2 separate regions of the Homo sapiens genome follow, and region 2 is linked to region 1. A link is a loop called in an ENCODE intact Hi-C map of the cell type or tissue named here. Cell type or tissue: Caco-2. All regions are shown on one strand. Each heading gives the region's core, and the rest is flanking DNA. Links, peaks and the distances in the headings are about the cores only. Region 1 overlaps PRSS23 (serine protease 23). Region 2 overlaps ME3 (malic enzyme 3).

Evidence for each region. Peaks named below come from ENCODE experiments on the same cell type or tissue, not always from the same donor. Only the 100,000 strongest peaks of a DNase experiment are listed, where the experiment ranks them.
Region 2: it touches region 1 in a loop (5-fold over the local background); 4 of 110 quality-filtered maps call a loop at or near these places.

What each region holds. Positions count from the first base shown.
Region 1 is chr11:86,807,555-86,817,122 of GRCh38, reverse strand. PRSS23 (serine protease 23) reads right to left here. Exons shown (of 2, transcript NM_007173.6): 2 at 5,890-9,492. The coding sequence starts at 9,479. The coding sequence ends at 8,328. Among named protein-coding and RNA genes, the nearest start is that of PRSS23, 12 kb to the right of the region's middle. RefSeq lists an enhancer at 4,998-5,584. In Caco-2, for the core only: no CTCF peak of the experiment used is centred there; a DNase peak (open chromatin) is centred at 4,912.
Region 2 is chr11:86,496,038-86,505,605 of GRCh38, reverse strand. ME3 (malic enzyme 3) reads left to right here. Exons shown (of 15, transcript NM_001161586.3): 6 at 7,482-7,643. Among named protein-coding and RNA genes, the nearest start is that of CCDC81, 130 kb to the right of the region's middle. RefSeq lists silencers at 1,297-1,366, 1,503-1,703 and enhancers at 7,028-7,629, 7,630-8,231. In Caco-2, for the core only: no CTCF peak of the experiment used is centred there; a DNase peak (open chromatin) is centred at 5,715.

The sequences.
Region 1 (9,568 bases), core at 3,453-5,952:
CCTCAAAAACCATATTTTCAAGCAAAAATAGGCCATTTGAAAAAATATAGAATGGAAATAAATCTGATCGCAACTATAAATGTCCAGAGTTTTAGACTCAAGCATGATCATGTTTTATTCTTTCACAAAAGTGGGTCTTATAAATAATTAGATTTTCAAGTTAAACTTTTTCTGCAGATGAATCTTCATAGGATTTTACAATTTTCAAGACCTCAGACAAAGTGAAGAGAATTTGGGACACTAAACAGCTTGAAGAACAAAACAAAGCATAAAGAGGCTGATCGGTAAAGATATAATGAAGGAATTGAATGAATTCTTCCTGATATTATGTTATACTCAACCAACACATCTTTTCTGTGAAAGTAGAAAGACAAAGTGGTGGCATTTCTATTCCAACGCTGTGTTCAGCTGGTCTGGAAATCATCCTGGAGTAGTAAAACCTGTCACTTTAAAAAAACAGTGTCCTTATGTCCCAGAATGCCTTATCCACAGAGGATATTAGTCATGCTGGGGGCTATGTTAGTTTACCAAACATGGCATTTTCCATCAGGGAACTGGGGGTGGAGCAAGTTTTAATAAATCCAAGAAAGGAAATGTAATAATCAGGCAGGACGGTAACTCAAAGACTTATTAAAATGTAGGGGAAGCACTCAACTCATTCAATTTACAAAGTGGCAATTCCATTGTACTGAGGCCAAGATATTTTGTGGAGAGGGTAGTTACTGAGCCTCATCACTCTGGGAGGTAGAGCAAGAGTCATGACTACAGTGACCTCAAAAGGAGAAGACGCATGAACACCCTGAGCACAGGGATGTATCTCAGTCATCTCTGCAGCCCCAGCGTGAACACAGTGACTGGCACCGAGGTGGGCTTGAGGACATTTGCTGAATGAATAACTGAATGATTGACTAATTGAAGAGATGGAGGAAGGGCAACCTAGCTGGAGGGTAGGAGAGCTTGAGCAATGACAGAAGGTTGAAAACACGGATGTGTTTGGTACAACTTGGCTAGACGACAGGTTATGTGACTCTGGGAAGCAATGGGGGATAAATCTGATCACTATATTGGATTGGTCATGGATTCATGGCTAAGAAAACTAAACTTCTCTAGTAACCAGCATCTAGTCAATAGGAAACATAGGGGAGGGGCCTGATCAGGTCTTTGCTTCAGAACATGTCTTGGGCAGGTGTGGGCGAGCTGGGAGGCTCAGAATCCAGTTTGGAATCTGCTGTCATAGTTAAAGGAGAAACAACAAGGTGAAATCAGGGCAGTGGCAGGGGAGCTGGAGAGGAGGTGATGGATAGCACAGAACTCTAGCTTGTTGCCTGTGAGATGTGGGAGAGGATCTATGTCATGACAGGCTAAGTCATGACAGACAGACAGACACTCACTTTCTCACAAATATTTCCTGTGCTAGACCATGGGATAGATAAGGGAAGACACAGAAGAACAGAACTCAGCCCCTGCTCTTGCAAGGCTCATAGTCTTGTAGAAGAGGCAGACACATAAATAACAACAGCAATGTAACACATGCTAGAATAGAACAGAATACATACAAAACACCACAAGAGTTTTATTCTGGGATGTGTTTGGACCCAAGAAATATCCAAGCTCACATAACCCTAAGTCATCATGTTCTGGGTTATATAAACCATCTGGGATCATTCGTTCAATCAGCCATTTGAATAACATTATTTATTGAGAACCTACATGCCAGGCACTGTTCTAATTGTGGGGACACAACAGATAAAAACCTCTGTCCTCATGAAATTACATTCTAGTGGCAGAGGACAAATACATAAATATAACAGTGTTAGTGATAAGTGCAGAGCAGGACAATAAAACAGGGAAGGGCAATAAGAACTCCCCGAGGAAGGGGCTGAGGGGCATTGAATTTCAGAGAAGATGGCCAGGGAAGGCCATCCTGAGAAGACATCTCATTGGATGGCAAGAACTGGCTGCTGTTCCCACGGCTGCTGCTTGGATTCTAGCCCCTTGTTCTGTTTATTTCATTTCCTGAGACTCTCCTCATTCTCTCCAAGGCAAACACTTCAGTCTTTCTTCACTGGATTGGAACTTGACGCTTCTCAAAGCTGTTCTTGCTCTTTATGGAAGACAGGGCCTTAGTCCTTTTAATAGCCCGAAGACAAGGGGCAGTGATAAATCAAGACTAAGAGAGCACAGTATTTTTACACACTTGATACACACATAGACAAATACCACAGTGAAGAGTCACCCTGCACTTTCTGCCTCTCAGAAAACATTGGTCCAGGCAGGAGGGGATGGCAGAGGGCCTCCCTGAGCCCATGTCTGCACCACCCCATTGATGCCTGGGTTCTTGCTCTTCTTGTGGGCAGAGCTGTCCCAAGTGTCCCTGGAGGATTCAGTTAATCAATCCCTCATTCACAGGCATGATAAGCATACCTGGTGCACAGTGCCCCATGCTTGCATGGTGGGTGCACAGAGACACACAAGGCAAGGTTCTGCTTGTCATGAAAACAGCTGAGGCTTGGAGGACTAGACAGACTCCTCTCTGGTCTCCTGCCTTCCACCCCGTCTTTCCCACCATAGCCAGAGGGACATTTCTAAACATAACCTGAAGCACAATCTGATCTTGTCCCACCCTTTGTCTCTCACTTCCTCAACCTGGCTTCCAACTTTTTTCTCTTGCTTTCTTTGAGGCCACATTTTCCTTGTTGTCCTTAACCTTATTGGTGGCTTCTTACCAGCTTCCTTACTGCCTCCTCCTCCTCCTCCTCTTCCTCCTTCTCTTCTACTGAACCCAACATCTAAATGTTGGTGGACTGGGACTCTGTCCTCAGCCCTCTTCTCTTCTCAAGCCTCATTCTCTCCCCAGATGATATTATTTCTCTGTGGTTTAAATATCATCTACAAGTGCATTTGAGATATTTCTACTGAGCTTCACAATCAGAGATCCTATAGTTCATTTGACATTGGCATTTGGGTGTCCGCTAGACAGTTGAAACCTAACATGACTGACACAGGAATTCTCGGTTTTCATTTCCACAGCAGAATCTAATTCTCTTCCTTTAGTCTTTCCCATCTCAGCAAATGGCACCTGGAATCTCTGTGGATGCTCAGGCCCCAAGCCAAGCAGTCATTCTTGATTCCTCCTTTACCACACCTATTCATGTTGGCTCTACTTTCAAATATATACTCTTCCAGATATGACCACTATTCAATATCCTCTACTTCCAAAGTCAAAGTCACTGCCATTTCTTACCTGGATTACTAGTTTTCCCATTGCCACTGCCTAAAATCCATTCTCCATTTAGCATCCAAAGAGATATTGTCAAATATGAATGAGTTTCAGGGCTGCATTTTGATTTTTGTGGGCCCTAAGCACTTTTGCCTTCATAAGTCTCCTTCTCCATTAAAAAATATTAAAAATTATATTTTATGGCTGTTAATATAAATATATTAACATTATATTAACACATTTTATTAGGCTTAAAAATTAACTTTCTTCTTCTGATTTTAAAATAAATATTTCTGTGTGATCTCTGAAACTGCTGTGGGCCCTAGACACTGTGCCTACTGTCCCTTCATGGATAAGTCGGTCCTGATTAGGCCCCACCAGGGCTCCTACTTAAAGTCCTTTGACTGTATCCCCCAGCAAGTAAGATGAATTAAAAAGACCTTGACAGAATCCTTAATTTCTATATGAGCTGGCTGGAATCTATCTTTTTGAACTCTTCCCCATCTGTCTCTTAAACAGAACAAATTTGATACTGCCAGGGGCCCTTGCACTTCAGTTTGTTGAGGCTCAAACATATTCCCTCCCAAATTCTCAATAAGCCACTAACACACAGGTATAGCAAGCCTATGAGTTTCTTGTGGGTTATGCAAATAGGAAACAAGATGACTGGGCTTGAAGCATCTTGCTGGCTGTGTACTTGAGACAGCTATCTGTTAGATAAAGGTGCGCAGGAGACAGAGGGTTATATCACCATAGTTAAGGGCTAAGGAGGGTAGAAGAGCTGGTGTTATCTGAGAAGCAGCAAGCAATGAAGAGAGAACATCACTGCAATGAGTCAGATAAATATGCCTGTCTCCTTTCTCTCTTCCTCAGCTTCAAATGAGCCCACTGAGAAGCTGGAACCCAGAAGAGGGAGGATCTTTAAATCATATAGGAGGGTTTAAATTTTAAACCACAATGCATTGGGATTTATTTGCCATAAGGAACTAGACAACTGTGGAATCAGTCTGCCCAACTCCAAGGCCATCATCTTCCCATACCAGGCTGCTATCTCAGCTCTCAATCCTGTTTACCCTTTCTTTTTTCTTTTTCTTTTTCTTTTTTTTTTTTTTTTTGAGACAGAGTCTCACTCTGTTGCCTAGGCTGGAGTGCAGTGGCATAATTTTGGCTCATTGCAATCTCCGACTCCTAGTTTCAAGCGATTCTCCTGCCTTAGCTTCCCTAGCAGCTGGGATTACAGGCATGCGCCACCATGCCCGGCCAATTTTTGTATTTTTAGTAGTGACGGGGTTTCAGCATGTTAGCAGGGCTGGTCTGGAGCTCCTCACCTCAAGTGATCCACCTGCCTCAGCCTCCCAAAGTGCTAGGATTACAGACATGAGCCACCATGCCCGGCCAACCCCTGTTTACTCTTGTTCTGGAAGCTGGTTTATTTCCTCCTCCGGGGGGAACCCCAGACTAAAAACAGATGTGTTGTTGATCGCCCAGAAATGGCCTCATGTCTGCCATGTATGTACGATGACCCCACCCCATCAAAAGGATTTTTAAATGCCCTTCCCCTATTGGAGGCCCTCAGAATGCTGAGCCAGGCAAAGAAGGTATCACAGGAATCACAATGGAAGCCCAGAGAGGAGAAACGCAGGGAGCTGCAGCCCCACCTTTGTTCCTAGATTAGCAAGGATGGCTGCCAGTCTGCACGCTATACAGAGCTTTGAAAGGTTAATAATTAAGTGACCAAACATGCTTGTTGGCCAAGACATACCTGGCTTACACCTGCTGCCCCAGCTTCATTAGTCATAGCATTCTCAAAAGAATCCCATTCTGAATGATAAATGAAATGGCTGCCTTATCAAACATCCATAGAAATCAATGGTCAGAGGCAACTTCAAGGCATACCTGAGCTGGTTCATGACAAGAACAAAGAAAAAGTGCAGACATGAACAGCAGCAGAACCCAGGCAAAGTAAGAAGGAAGCCCTCAGTGAGTGTTGGGGATCACTGTCAGAATTCCTCTGGACTCACTGGATGGCTGCCATTTACCCTTCAGTTAGCAGACAGCAGCCTAGAGTCATCATTCCAGGGCAGGCTTAGTCATTCTTAACAAGTTCTGCATTAAAGACCTCCTGTGGGGTTTGTTAGAGAAAGAGTGATTCCTTGAATACATGATCCAGGCATCACCAGGTACTTCCCATCTCCCCAAGCAGGTAGACTGAGCTACACAAAGAACAGGGAATTGGGAGCATGACCTTGGTATTTCAATCCCTTTTTGGTCCAAAAACAGTAAAAAGAAAGATTACACATACAACTCTGCTCCTATTTCTTTACCCCTTTAAGGCTATTTTCCCACCTTTTAAAAACACTATCTCCTTTTCAAAATTCAAAATTTGGAGTAAAGTCTATGTAAAACATGTGTCCCCAGTTCTGCCACAAACTTCTGATTCTCAGCGACAGATAATTTTCAAATTTATTACTTCTAATTTCACGCTGTGAAGATTTCCAAATCCTGGTTATAGGGTCTGGTTAAACCCTAAAGGCACAGACACCTGACCCCACTCGGACTCATCATTCTTTCTACATTACCACCTCAACCAAAAGGCTGTTACAGAGATCCCCAGAATGTATTTAGTAGAACACCAGATTGCTTATAGGCATTATATGAGAAAACAAGGGTTTTGTGATCAAAGATGTTTATTTAAATGCAGATTTTACAACCTCAACTTGTCCCTTTACAACAGGTCTTCCCAGAGCTTTTAATGTGCAGACAGGCATGTGAACCTCTGATAAAGAGAGGGAAAATGGAGAGGCATCTTCCTCTGACTTAATACAACCCTTTTTACTTTTGGTAGAAAATCATAAGGCATGAGTGTTTAAGGAGCACACTTTGGGAAATGTGGTTCTACTAGCCTTACTAGGCAAATATGCTTCTAATATGTATAACTAACACATGTAAAGCACTAATTATATTAATAATGCCATGAGTCCTTTTTTCTTTTTCTGTCTACTTCTATGATAGTTTAATACCATGCTTTCTTTTATTATCACTAAAAAGATGGACATGTTGAATTATTTTATAATTTTCTTTTACAGTTCTGTGAGTTAAGCTGTATATAGCATATGGGTGTATCATTCTTTAGTAAATTACATCTACTTGTGAACTAAACATTGATTTCATTTTGACTTTGTGCCATTGTCTAACTTTGCAAAAAATCAAAATCAAGGAATCAAGGTGCTTCACAAAAGGAACATCTATTTTTTTAAAAAAATCCATTCTGGTCTTGGTGTTCAGTGAACTTTTTTTCACCAAGCTAAAGCAAAAACAAACAAAACCCCCAAATACCAGACATAGAAATGGAGACCTCCCTTCTTCCTCAGGCTAGATTCCTGTTAGATTCCAAAGAAAATTGTGCTGGAACTCAGAATTTTCCTGGCGGCTCTGCATCTCCTTGCTATGCATAGTATTTCTCATATGATTTGAAGAAAGCACTGTGGTTGTACGTTTCTTGAGTGCCTTATCAGAATTATCCTTCCAAAAAGCTCAAGAAAGACAAGCAGAAAATCCCCCAGAGAATGTCTAAGTGACAGTGCTCCATCTGAATATCCTTACAAATTGCTACAATGCAGGTTTACCTGGGGTGCAAGCACAGCAAACACGTGCTTGTAGTCCATTTGATTTTTTCTCCGATACATTTAGAAAGAAGTGCTTAGGCCGAGAGCCATAAAATAAAAACATACAATAAGTCCAAGTCTTTTCTGTATATGCTGTGATTTGATAATCATATTGATAAAACATGTGTAAAGGCCTTTATTGGAAGGCATGATTCTGATCCATTTTGCATTCTTCCAATTTTCATTTTTGCTATTATACCTAATTGTTTATCTATAACCTAGAGCATTCCAGCAAAAGCGGCCCTTTTAAAGCTAGAGGGAAAAAGGCCACACTGGTTTTCTTAAAGTAACTTCCAAGTATTTTCACTATAAATGAGAGAGAAAAGTTTCCAAATTGAAGAAGTACATAGCTCCCAGAAAGCACACTGAAAACTATGCAGAATAATTTTTGATCAGGCTGGAGGACTGTGCCAGGCTCCAAACAAGTGGTTATTCTGTTGTGACATCTGCCAGGCAATGCTTCCATTGTTCTCTGGAATTTAATTCATTTTAAATTACTCCATCCAAATGATAAAACATGAGATGTGCTATAATCCAGGGGTAAAATGCTATGATTGTTTTTAGTGTGGCCACAACTGTTTGCTGGGAGGAAATACAGCCTGTTCTAATTAAGCCCTGATTATTGTCTTCTGAAAAATAGCTAGTTCCAGAAATGTGAGTGAAATCCTGTTAAATGGAAGGGTTGGGATAAACACTCTTGGCCACTCTGGTATGACTTTAAAGTTGGGAGGGCCATATGCAAAGACTTCCTACAAAGTAGAGCAACAACCTTTGGAAAAGAAACTATTTTTGGAACTAAAAGCAGCTTGGGATACTGGTTTACTATAAGGTATAGTTTAATATGTGTATCAGTATAGTCAACACATCATTTTACTGTTCAAAGACTACCATGCAAATGCCTCCAAATCCAAAATATTCTGCCTAACAAATGCTGTCAAAGTTCCTAAATGGGAACACTGCCTTATGGAAGCATTAAAGATCAGGCACTGAATTAAAAAAACAAAAAAACCCACCACCAAGATGAATCTCAGAAGAAAACACACATGCACACATATAAGAATTCATATCTCTTGTATGCCAAATATTTAATATAAATCTTTGAAACAAGTTCAGATGAAATAAAAATCAAAGTTTGCAAAAACGTGAAGATTAACTTAATTGTCAAATATTCCTCATTGCCCCAAATCAGTATTTTTTTTATTTCTATGCAAAAGTATGCCTTCAAACTGCTTAAATGATATATGATATGATACACAAACCAGTTTTCAAATAGTAAAGCCAGTCATCTTGCAATTGTAAGAAATAGGTAAAAGATTATAAGACACCTTACACACACACACACACACACACACACGTGTGCACGCCAATGACAAAAAACAATTTGGCCTCTCCTAAAATAAGAACATGAAGACCCTTAATTGCTGCCAGGAGGGAACACTGTGTCACCCCTCCCTACAATCCAGGTAGTTTCCTTTAATCCAATAGCAAATCTGGGCATATTTGAGAGGAGTGATTCTGACAGCCACGTTGAAATCCTGTGGGGAACCATTCATGTCCACCCACTGGTGCCCTGAAAAAATGCCAATAATTTTTCGCTCCCACTTCTGCTGCTGTCTCTTCCACATCCTCACATAGACCCCAGACCCGCTGGCCCCTGGCTGGGCATCGCATTGCTGGTAGAGCAAGTCATAGGTCTCGTCTTTGACGTCACAGAAGCGATACACCAAATTGCCTGGTCGGTCATTGTCATAACCAGAGAAGTGAATTCTGCCCCCTGGCAGCTGCTTAGCAGGAGGGCTCACCCCAATCTTCATAAATTTTCTCTTGTGGGGCTTTTTGAGTTCCAGGAGGGCATAATCATAATCCATGCCGATGTCATTGGCATTGCCCTTGATCCAACCCTTGGGCACATGGGTGCGTTTCACCCGGATCCACTGAAATTTCATCTGCTCGGGCATGGCTGAAGTGGAGTCGTTGGCCCCTCGACCACCATCTTTAAACTTGGGCTTTAGGAAGCCCACTCGAAGCTTCTGGGTTCCTTTCACATAGGTTTTTCCATCGTGTATGCAGTGGGCAGCTGTGAGGACATGCTTCTCTGCCACCAGGGTGCCGGTGCAGCCCGTGGATAACTTCACTGATGTTGAGAAAGGGTAGTTGAGCAGGAAGTCCTTCCCAAAAATGCTGAACCTGCTGTCATAGCCATAAATCTGCCGCTTCCTTCGAGACTTTCCTGAAGACCCTGAGTCTCGGTGTTGGGCCCCATCTCCACTACTGCTGAGGATGTAGATGCCCACCTGCGTCTCTGTGCGGCTGCCATTGGCATAGAGCGTTTCATAAGACAGATATTGCTTGGCCTCTTCGTAAGTGGGCAGTGGAGTTCCCTTATGACACTGGGGTCCACATGAAGAAGATACTTCTAATTTGGCTTCGGCTCCAAAGTCTGGCTTGGCTAAATTGAGGGTAGACTGGGGCAAGACGACAGGGAGGCGGTATGCAGGCCAAGTGGGTTTCCAGGGGGCACTGTAAGGGCTCACTTGCCCAACAGCACAGAGCAGAAAGAAGAGAAGGAAGAGGAGCCCTGGAATCCCTGCCATGCCGAGCACTGTTCTGTAGAAACAAAGACAAGCAGGTCAGGAGGGCAAGGGCTGAACGTTCATTTACTGCAGACAGCAAAGCTCAGCAG
Region 2 (9,568 bases), core at 4,721-7,220, 310 kb after region 1:
CACCGCAGTACAGTCAGGGCCTGAGGGGGCTCCCTTAACCTGGGAATCACAGGCCACAAATGAGCAGTCAAATGATTCGACCCCTAAACATATTTGATTTGGCTCTTAGTGGTTTTCCAACATTTTGAATTTGTAGGCAACATTTTTAAATCAGGAGATTTCATGAGAAATATATATCCAAGCACTTGGATTTCTGGCTTCTCTGGAAAAGCCAGGAGCTCTGAATATTGGGCCTGTAGTTTGGCATGTGAACAGGTCCACTAGAGCTGATTGGACTGCCTCTGGCTTACCCCAGACCCCTCCCTGCCCTACCCACTGGCCTTTTTCTGGAGGTTCCTCCCCCCCCACCCCTAGGTGCCCTTTTAAAGGTTTAGAATTTCCAAGCCACAGTCTTTCTTGTTTTCTGATGTGTATTTTTCAGTTACTTTAGAAAGTGGAGAGGAAGGTCTCCCTACCTAGGTAGGGAGTCTCTGCTCATCATTCTTTCATAGCACTTGGGAACTGATGCAGAACCTCTTCTTCACTACTTCATTCTGTTCCCACAGTCACTGGGAGAAGTTGGAGTAAGGACTTCTGAAACCCCCAGTGTGGGTCCTGAAGAATGTGTAGGAGTGAGACTGTGCATGGTGGCTCACGCCTGTAATCCCAGCACTTTGGGAGGCTGAGGCGGGCGGATCACTTGAGGTCAGGAGTTTGAGCACAGCCTGGCCAACATGGTGAAACCTCATCTCTACTAAAAATATAAAAATGAGCTTGGCGTGGTGGCAGGCGCCTGTAGTCCCAACTATTCAGGAGGCTGAGCCAGGAGAATAGCTTGAACCCGGGAGGCGGAGGTTGCAGTGAACCTTGTGCCACTGTACTCCAGCCTGGGCAACAGAGCAAGACTCTGTCTCAAAAACGAAAACAAAAAAGGGCTGGGCACAGTGGCTCAAGTCTGTAATCCCAGCATTTCGGGAGGCCGAGGTGGGCAGATCACCTGAGGTCAGGAGTTTGAGACCAGCCTGGCCAACATGGTAAAACCCCGTCTCTTCTAAAAATACAAATATTAGTTGGGTGTGGTGGCACACACCTGTAGTCCTCCCAGCTTCTCGGGAGGCTGAGGCAGGAGAATCACTTGAGCCTGGGAGGCAGAGGTTGCAGTGAGCCGAGATCAGGCCACTGCATTCCAGTCTGGGAGAGAGTAGTGAGACTCTGTCTCAAAAAAAAAAAAAAAAAAAAAAAAAAAGAATGTATAGGGTTGTGTCTCAGATGAGCAAACTGAGGTTAAGTGACTTGTCTGAGGTTACCCACAATTAAGTGTTGGTGCCCAGCCCAGAGCTGTGGTTCTAAGTCATTTCTCCAGCAACTGCTAAGTGGGGGAGACAGAGTTTTTCAAGGCACAGGTATCTTTAGGCCTGTTGCTAGCTGCTTGCCTAGAAAGAGGAGTGGTTCAGAGGAGCCTCTGAATCAACTCAGAAAGTAAAAAATGACTTTCTATGGTTTCCCAGCAAGAAAGCAGAGTTGAAAACTGCAATGTAAGAAAAGTAGGCTGCGATGGAAATGGAGCCAAAGCCCAGGGCTGGGGAGACCACGAAGTTTTGTGGGACTTGCTTTTCAGGAAGGAGGGGGCGGGCCAGGCCAGGCTGCCTTGAGCTGTCCAGCGTAAATCACAAAGAGGAGTGAGAACTGCTTTTCTGACTTTTTCCCACAGTGGCCATTGCCTGGAGCCTATAGGAAGGTCCAGCTGAGAATAGCCTCCTCCCTAACAGTTTTCCCAAGCTCCTAAATCTCTCCCTCACCCCAGTCCCAGGAGCTTCGCAGGAGGAGGTTCTGAGAGCCAAGGGACCCTCCTCTGCTACTGGGCACATCCTCTGTAAACAGCCACTTAGGTGTTTATACTTAGAGCGGATTGCTAGTGCCAAGTGCCTACCTATCATGCATTGGCCCAGTCTGTGTTAAACCCCACTCTGTGCTCATTGTCAGAGGTTAGATTTCCTGAAAAACAGTCTCAGAGACGTATTAGGGAGTGCTCTTTTGTCAGTCAACACTTGTGGCAAGGAAGGAAACAGGATAGAGCAGAAGGAGAGGTTGGGCTGCCGTAAGATCTCAAGCAAGGCTCGCTGAGCCCCTGAGGAGGCTCTGGACCTGGGATGGCCCTTCAAATGCATCCAGAAGTGAGGCAGAGGAGTGGGTCTCTAGATTCCTATATGGGGCTGCCCTTGGAAGGAGGTGTGGCTTTGGGCAAGGTGGCTCTTTTCAGTAGAGGAAATTCCCCTAAGTGGGCTGATATCTGAGGATACAGCTGGGAAAATAACTCTTTCATTCCTGCAGGAGGATCTGGGCAGCACATCATCGTATCCACCTCATGCGGTATGATGCCAAGTGCTCTACATAGATTAACTCATTGGATTTTCATGGCAACCCTGTAAGAGGTAGGGACTATTGTTATCCCCATTTTATAGACAAGGAAGCTGAGAGGTTAGGTTCTTTGCAAGGGAGAAGTGGAACCAAGATTTGAAACTAAGAAGTGTGCATTATTTTTGCGGTAGAAAGAGAGAGAGGGAGAAGCAGAAGAAGAGGAGGAGGAGGATAAAAGGAAAGATGAGAAGGAAGGATGAAACAAAAGAGGAAGAAGAGGGTTGTATAAACAGCACTGTGGGCAACCCTTGTAGCTATGACCATAGCTACAAGTCCAAGGAAGCTCCAGAGCAAGCAAGGACATTTGATCCTCAGGTCAGTATTGGGTCAGTCCCATTGGGTCCACCCAAACTAAAGGGTGTGGGCAATAATTCAGAAAAGGCCTTAGGTCTGAGGCAGGTGGGCAAAGGAAGAATATGGCACAGCCTCCCCCAAACCTCCCCTGAGCCATCAGAGAGACAGGGGAGTTATGAATTATAAAACTCTTCCAAACAAGGAAAATGTGATTCTGTTGTTGTAGAAAAGTTTGCTTGGCTTTAAAGTTCAAGGATGCTGCCCAGGTTTGCCCTCAGCCTTTTGACAATTTGCAGAACTAGTGGCTCCCAGCGTAAGGTCCATTGATGTCACGAAAAACAGGGTGCAGTGTCTTCTCTCTGAACTTGTTAATCCACAGCAGGTCTGAACTCTGTTCAGCGCAGAAGACACTTTGTTTTCTCTGTTGGATCTATCACATTGCCCACCATTTGTGAGTGTGTATCACATTACAGACACCAAGTTAAGTGCTGATGAATCAAAGATGACACAACCCATTACTGGCCTTAGAAGAGCTTCAAGCTACTGTGAAGCACAAGGAAATGTACATAACTATAATACAAGGAAGGGAGTGATAGGTTTAGTAGGTGAGGAAAATGCTATGGGAATTCAGAGAAGGAAGTGATAAAATTCAGAAGGGAAGCTTCCTGGAGGGAAATGCTTTTTGAACTGTTCCTTGAAACATGCAAGGGTGGTAAGATTTGTATCAAGGAGATAAAGAAATTGAGAAGTAAAATGGCATGTATTCAAGAAAGTACAAGCCTTATACAAAATTGGAAATATTTCAGTTTGGATGGAGCATGGAAAGAATAAAGGGGAAATTCAAAGGGCAGCTTGGGCCTAGCCCATGGAAGGCTTTAAGTGCCAGTCTAAGATGTTTGGGTTTTATTTTACAGACATCAGGGACCATTAGAGATTTGGGGGCAAGAAAGTGATATATCTGGGCATGCTTCAGAAAAAATGAAATGGAATGGGGAAAATCCAGTAGAGAGACCAGTTAGGAGAACAGTGCAGTGGCTCAAGTGAAGATGGATGATCTGATCCGAGGCAGTAGCAATAATATGAAGATAATGGAACAGATGTTTAAAATAGGAAGCAGGCACAATCAGCAGAACTTGGTGACCAATTGGCTGTGGTTGACTAACAGAGAAGAATCAAAGAAGACTGGACGTTTTTGAACTTGGAAGATACAGGGTAACAGAGAGCAGGAGGACAGCAGAGTAAAAAGGCTCAAAAGGAGTAAGAGGGAAAAGAGGATTCATTTGGTTAGGGACTTGTGGGAATTGGGAAGACTATTGGACATTTGAGTAGCAATGTCCAGCAGACAGTTATCTACAGGTGTCATCTACTTAGAGAGGACAGTAGGAGCCATAACAATGGATGAGGATGCCAAGGTTAAAGCCATTAAGCTTCACATGGCCAGACTTTACTAAATGTTGCATTTGCCAAGGTCTCCCCTTGGTTTCTTTTTCATTCATTCATTTAACAGATAATTATTGCATGGTCTTTCTGTGTTAATGATAAACTGGAGAGATCAGAAATAATTTCAAAGTCTGAGATATAATCTTTGCCCTAAATAATCATCATCATTACAGTCATAAGAGCAGCAACCATTTATTCATCATTCTTACTTTATACAAGGCACCAGGTTAAAATGAGACATATTTTATTTCATCATTACAACAACCTGAGGAGTTAAGTATTATTATTATTATTATTATATGCATTTTATGGAGAATTGAAGCTCAGAATAGTTATCTATTTGTCTAAAATTACACATGGCACATCATCAAGGATCCTATATTCAAAAACTGGTTATCAGACTCCAAAGCACCTGCCATTAACCACAAAGGCTGTTTTGTGAGATAAAATGTGCATTTTAAAACAAAGTTAAATAACAACCCAGCTGCTTTCACCATCAAAGGTTTAAATAACACCTTGTGCGGGTCTTGGCAGGCAGTGGGTCCTTAATACACGCTTGTGAAAGGCAGGCAAGCAGACAGGAAGGGTGTGTGGTAGATATGGCAATTCAGGGGAAGGAGAAATTTCAGTAGATTATAATGGGCAGGATTTATGCTGCTGACGAATGGGGAGAAGAACCCTCCAGGAAAAAGGAATAGAGAGGTTGAGATGGAGAGGTGGTAGGCAAATTCAGAGTGTGCCTGGGAAGAATGAGAAGGCCAGCACAGCCAGAGAAGGCAATTGTGTACAGATGTATAGCAGGAGATAAGTTTCAGAAGGTCTGTTGGATTCAGATAATTAAAGAGTTAAGTATTTTGGACTCTATTCTATGGACAGTTCAAAGTAACTAAAGGTCTTTGAGCCTGGGAATGGCATAATGAAAATGGGCTTTTGACACAATGAATCTGACATTGGTTGGCAGGAGAGAATGGAAGGAAGGAAGATGAGAGGCAAGGAGTCTGGTTGTGAAACTGTTGGAATAACTCAACTATAACCATGGTAGGATTGCGGGTGGACAGTAGATGGAGGTGAGACACTCATTCAGAGGAGCTGGGCATGCAGTAGAGTGCCCTGGGGCATGTCCAGGCTGGGAGAGTGCCACTACAGAGCCCTGTCACCATCCTAGGGTTGTGGGGATAACAGCCTGGAGTAGCAGATTTCCTCTGTTTAACTTCATGTCACTCACTGCCCCTTCAGCACAGAGAAGGATTCTGACAGAATGGGAACCATAATAAGGAAGCTCTAATTAGGAGAGATGATAGAGAAATGCCCAGAGTTTGGACACCCAGAGGCAGCATGAGGGCATAGTCTCTAACAGGGAGATCTACCAAGAGGAGGTCAGATGCAGGCTGCAGAGAGGGTGGCGCCAAAGCAGGGCAGGACTTTGCCAAGATCACAGGCACTTTACCCCAGCCAGTTGGGGTGGTAGAAGGAGCCCTGAACCAGGAACCCTGCCCTGTCACATTCACTAGAAAGATGACCTTGCAAAGTCATCTAATCTTTTAAGATAACTGATGTGGAAACATCCAGCCAGTGCCAGGCATGTGGCCGACACTTAACAAATATATGGAGAAAATAAAGGTCTTGAGCTTCTGTTTGCTCACCGGTGAAGCAGAGATAACAATCTCAGATCCGCCTACCTGCCCAGGCTATGGGGAAGGTCACATGAGATGCAGTCTTTGAGCACTCTCCACAGAGGCAGTAGACCAATCTAAGGGAGAATATCATGATTTTCATGGATCTCTTGCACTCTCCAGAGACCCTTTTCCAGAAGCAGAGGAATGTTTTTAAGAATCTCTACACTTATTTCCACTAAAAGAGAAAGAATGGAAGTGAGAAGATCCCGTAGCCCTTTGGGTACCAGATCATAAACTCTTCCAGGGAAAGAATGGGTCTTCATCTCTTTACCCCCATTGCCCAGCAATGTACCTTCATGGATTTAACCAAACCCTATGGTGTTCATAGCCCATCAGGACATTTGTAGCCTAGAATGGATCCAAAGCCAGGTTCCAATGAAGGGATGAGGGACCTATAAACTTAACTCTTTTAGAGATAGAGATAGCTAGTGCTGGTGAGCAGGTGAGAGTGGCCTACAAACAACTTCACCGTTACCCTGAGGGGCTCTCCTTGGCTAGACATTCAAGGTCTTTCACAGTCTGACTCCTGCCTGACTTCCCATTTTTTCCCTTCCTGCAACCTACATCTCCTCGCTCCCCAAACACATCCTACATTGTCCCCACCCCCAGCACCTCTACCCTGGATTTTAACTTTCTTTTGTATCAAATGCCCTTCTCCCCACCCATACCCCACAATCTCCACCTGTCCAAGGTAGGGCATGTGTGTCCGTTCACCCATGAAGGGTTATCCTCCCATCTTCTAATCTCTGCCACCCTTTATGCTATTCTGCTGCAGTCCAGCTTCCCTCCCAGAATCATGATTATTAATATATACATTCCATCTCTCCTTTAGCCCATTAATCCTTTAAGGGCTGTGTCCATGCATATTTGCTTTTGTAGATGTGCAAACTGAAGCTCCCACAGAATTTGTCACAGTGTCTTATGCAAAGTAGGTGCTTCATAAATATGTATTAAATGAATGAATAAAAGAATATCCATTATAATAATACAATTATTCCTATCATCATCATCAGCTTCATTCATATCTATTAATTCACAGTAGGTAAGCCTTGAAGTAGCACTACATCTAGCACATAGTAGGCCCTCAGCAATTCTTTGCCAAATGCAAAAGGTAAATCCCAGTGTAGCTTGAAACTCTTCCTGATTTCATATGCAATAGTGATCCTAGAAGATGTCACAAGGAGCCCTGTTCTTTGCAGATCGGATTTTTCATAATCCAGGAGTAGGTCGGAGAGCACTTGGATTAGCCTCTAAACCCTGGAGCTGTAGCAGCAGCACGAACACGTATTTTTTATTTTCTCCTTTAATTATGCCCTTCCCTACCCACCACCCCGAGTCTCAGGCTGAGAGTGTCTATTTAGTTTCCTTGAGGGAGAGTGAAGTGACTTAATGTGGTTTCCCTCCAGCTGTTTCTGCAGCCCCCACCTGAAGCTCAGAATGCAAGGCAGGCATCTTTCTGCCATCTCTTCTCAGTAGGGTTTGTCACCAGCCTGCCAGGAAGGACTGGTCACCTGCAGGTGAATAAATGCTCCGGCCTTATCCCAGACAAGCTCTTTCACACCGGCAAAGTCAGTGGGCATCCAGTCGCCAAGCCTGATGGGCTGGGGCTGCTAAAATGAGCACCCTGTCACAGGAAGTGCTGTCCCTGATTGATGGTGCCCTGCTGTTTTTCAGGCCGTGGTGGTGACTGATGGGGAGCGCATCCTGGGCCTGGGAGACCTGGGCTGCTACGGCATGGGCATCCCTGTGGGCAAGCTGGCCCTGTACACGGCATGCGGAGGGGTGAACCCGCAGCAGTGCCTCCCTGTGCTGCTGGACGTCGGCACCAACAATGAGGTAACCCACTGCCCAGGGCAGGAGCTCTGGGGCCAAAAGGTGGCAACTGGGACAGGGTGAGGAGCATGTTTGTGGGTGGTTATATCTACACAGCAATGGGCCATTTCTTTCTTGGCATCCTCCCGACCAGGGCATTCCCCCTACACAGTTGTGGAGTAGAGGACCTTCTTCCCTGGTTGCCCACCCCTAGCTCCATCCTGTTCCCTCTCCCACTCCTGGGCCCCCTTGCTCCTCTACCTCCATGAGGCCCTCTGTACCCACAATGACCCCTGCTTGGGCTTCCTTCCTCTCTGACCCCCATTACCCCAGGCAGTTTCTATTTCCCTTGAGGTGGGTGTGACCACTGGGCTGTGTTTTTTAGCATTCTCAAGGCAGGCTGCCCCAGTGGAATGACTGGAATTCAAAGCACCAGGGGCCAAAATGTCTGAATCAGACAGATTAGTGTCCTGCAAACCCAGTGAGAGAAACTGAGCCAAGCGTAGGTGAGATCCAGCTGCAGGAGTCCTGGCAGTTTGTGGTTTAAGGAGCTCAGGCCCCAGCCAAGGGTTTCTCTGCTCTGGGAACCACCATGGGCATGTCTGTGACTCGCAGCTCTGTCTCTGTGTCAGAAAACATGAAAAAATATCCAAGGATTCCCTCTTAATTACATTTATCTTTGAGATCAGTGCATATTATTGAGGCCGGGCACAGTCACTCACGCCTGTGTTCCCAGCACTTTGGGAGGCTGATCGGGGCGGGATCACCTGAGGCCAGGAGTTTGAGACCAGCCTGACCAACATGGTGAAATCCCATCTGTACTAAAAATACAAAAATGAGCTAGGTGTGGTAGCACACACCTGTAATCCCAGCTACTGGGGAGGCTGAGACAGGAGAATCCCAGGAGAACCTGGGAGGCAGAGGTTGCAGTGAGCCGAGATCACACCACTGCACTCCAGCCTGGGTGACACAGCAAGACTCTGTCTCAAATAAATAAATAAATAGAGAAAATTCAGAGAAATGTTAAAAATAAGATATCAGCCACATAACAAGCACTAATCATTGTTTACATATTGGTATATTTCCCCAGCCTTTTTTTTTTCCACGCACTTATAAAATAAAAGTGGTGTTCTTATTATATATACAGTATTTTATATTTCTTTTTCAAATTTAATTATCTGTCATGAGTTTTCTTTCAGGCTATTAACCATTATTCCATAGTGTCGGTTTAATAGCTACCTGATGTATCATAATTTACATAAGAAAACCCCCACAGTTGGGCACTTAGGTTGTTTCTAGTCTTTTAAAATATAAATTGTGCTCTGGTACCCATTTTTGCAGATGAGTCTTTGTCCCTATCTCTGAGTATTTCCTTAGGATAAATTTCTAGAAGTAAGTATTGAAGCAAAAGGAATGGTCATTTTGTAAATTCTTGATTCACGGTGTCAAGAAGTTATTCTTATTTGCATTCTGCAGTGATTTCTCTTAAGAAAATTTGCCAAGACTCTTTACATGGCCTTCCTCTTCCCTAAACACAATGCATCCCCATTTCTTTTCTTTTCTTTTCTTTTCTTTTCTTTTGAGACAGACTCTCCCTCTGTTGCCCAGGCTGGAGTGCAGTGGCGTGATCTCGGCTCGCTGCAACCTCTGCTTCCCTGGTTCAAGCAATTCTCCTATCTCAGCCTCCTGAGTAGCTGGGATTACAGGCATGTGCTACCACGCTCAGCTAATTTTTGTATTTTTAGTCGAGATGGGGTTTCACCATGTTGGTCAGGCTGGTCTCAAACTCCTGACCTCAAGTGATCTGCCCGCCTCAGCCTCCCAAAGTGCTGAGATTGCAGACTTGAGCCACTGCACCCAGCCCAGGCATCCCCATTTCAAATAAAAGCAAGCACTTTAGATCCTAGTAAGGAATGATGCTTATTCAGGCTTCATCTGCAGATATGATC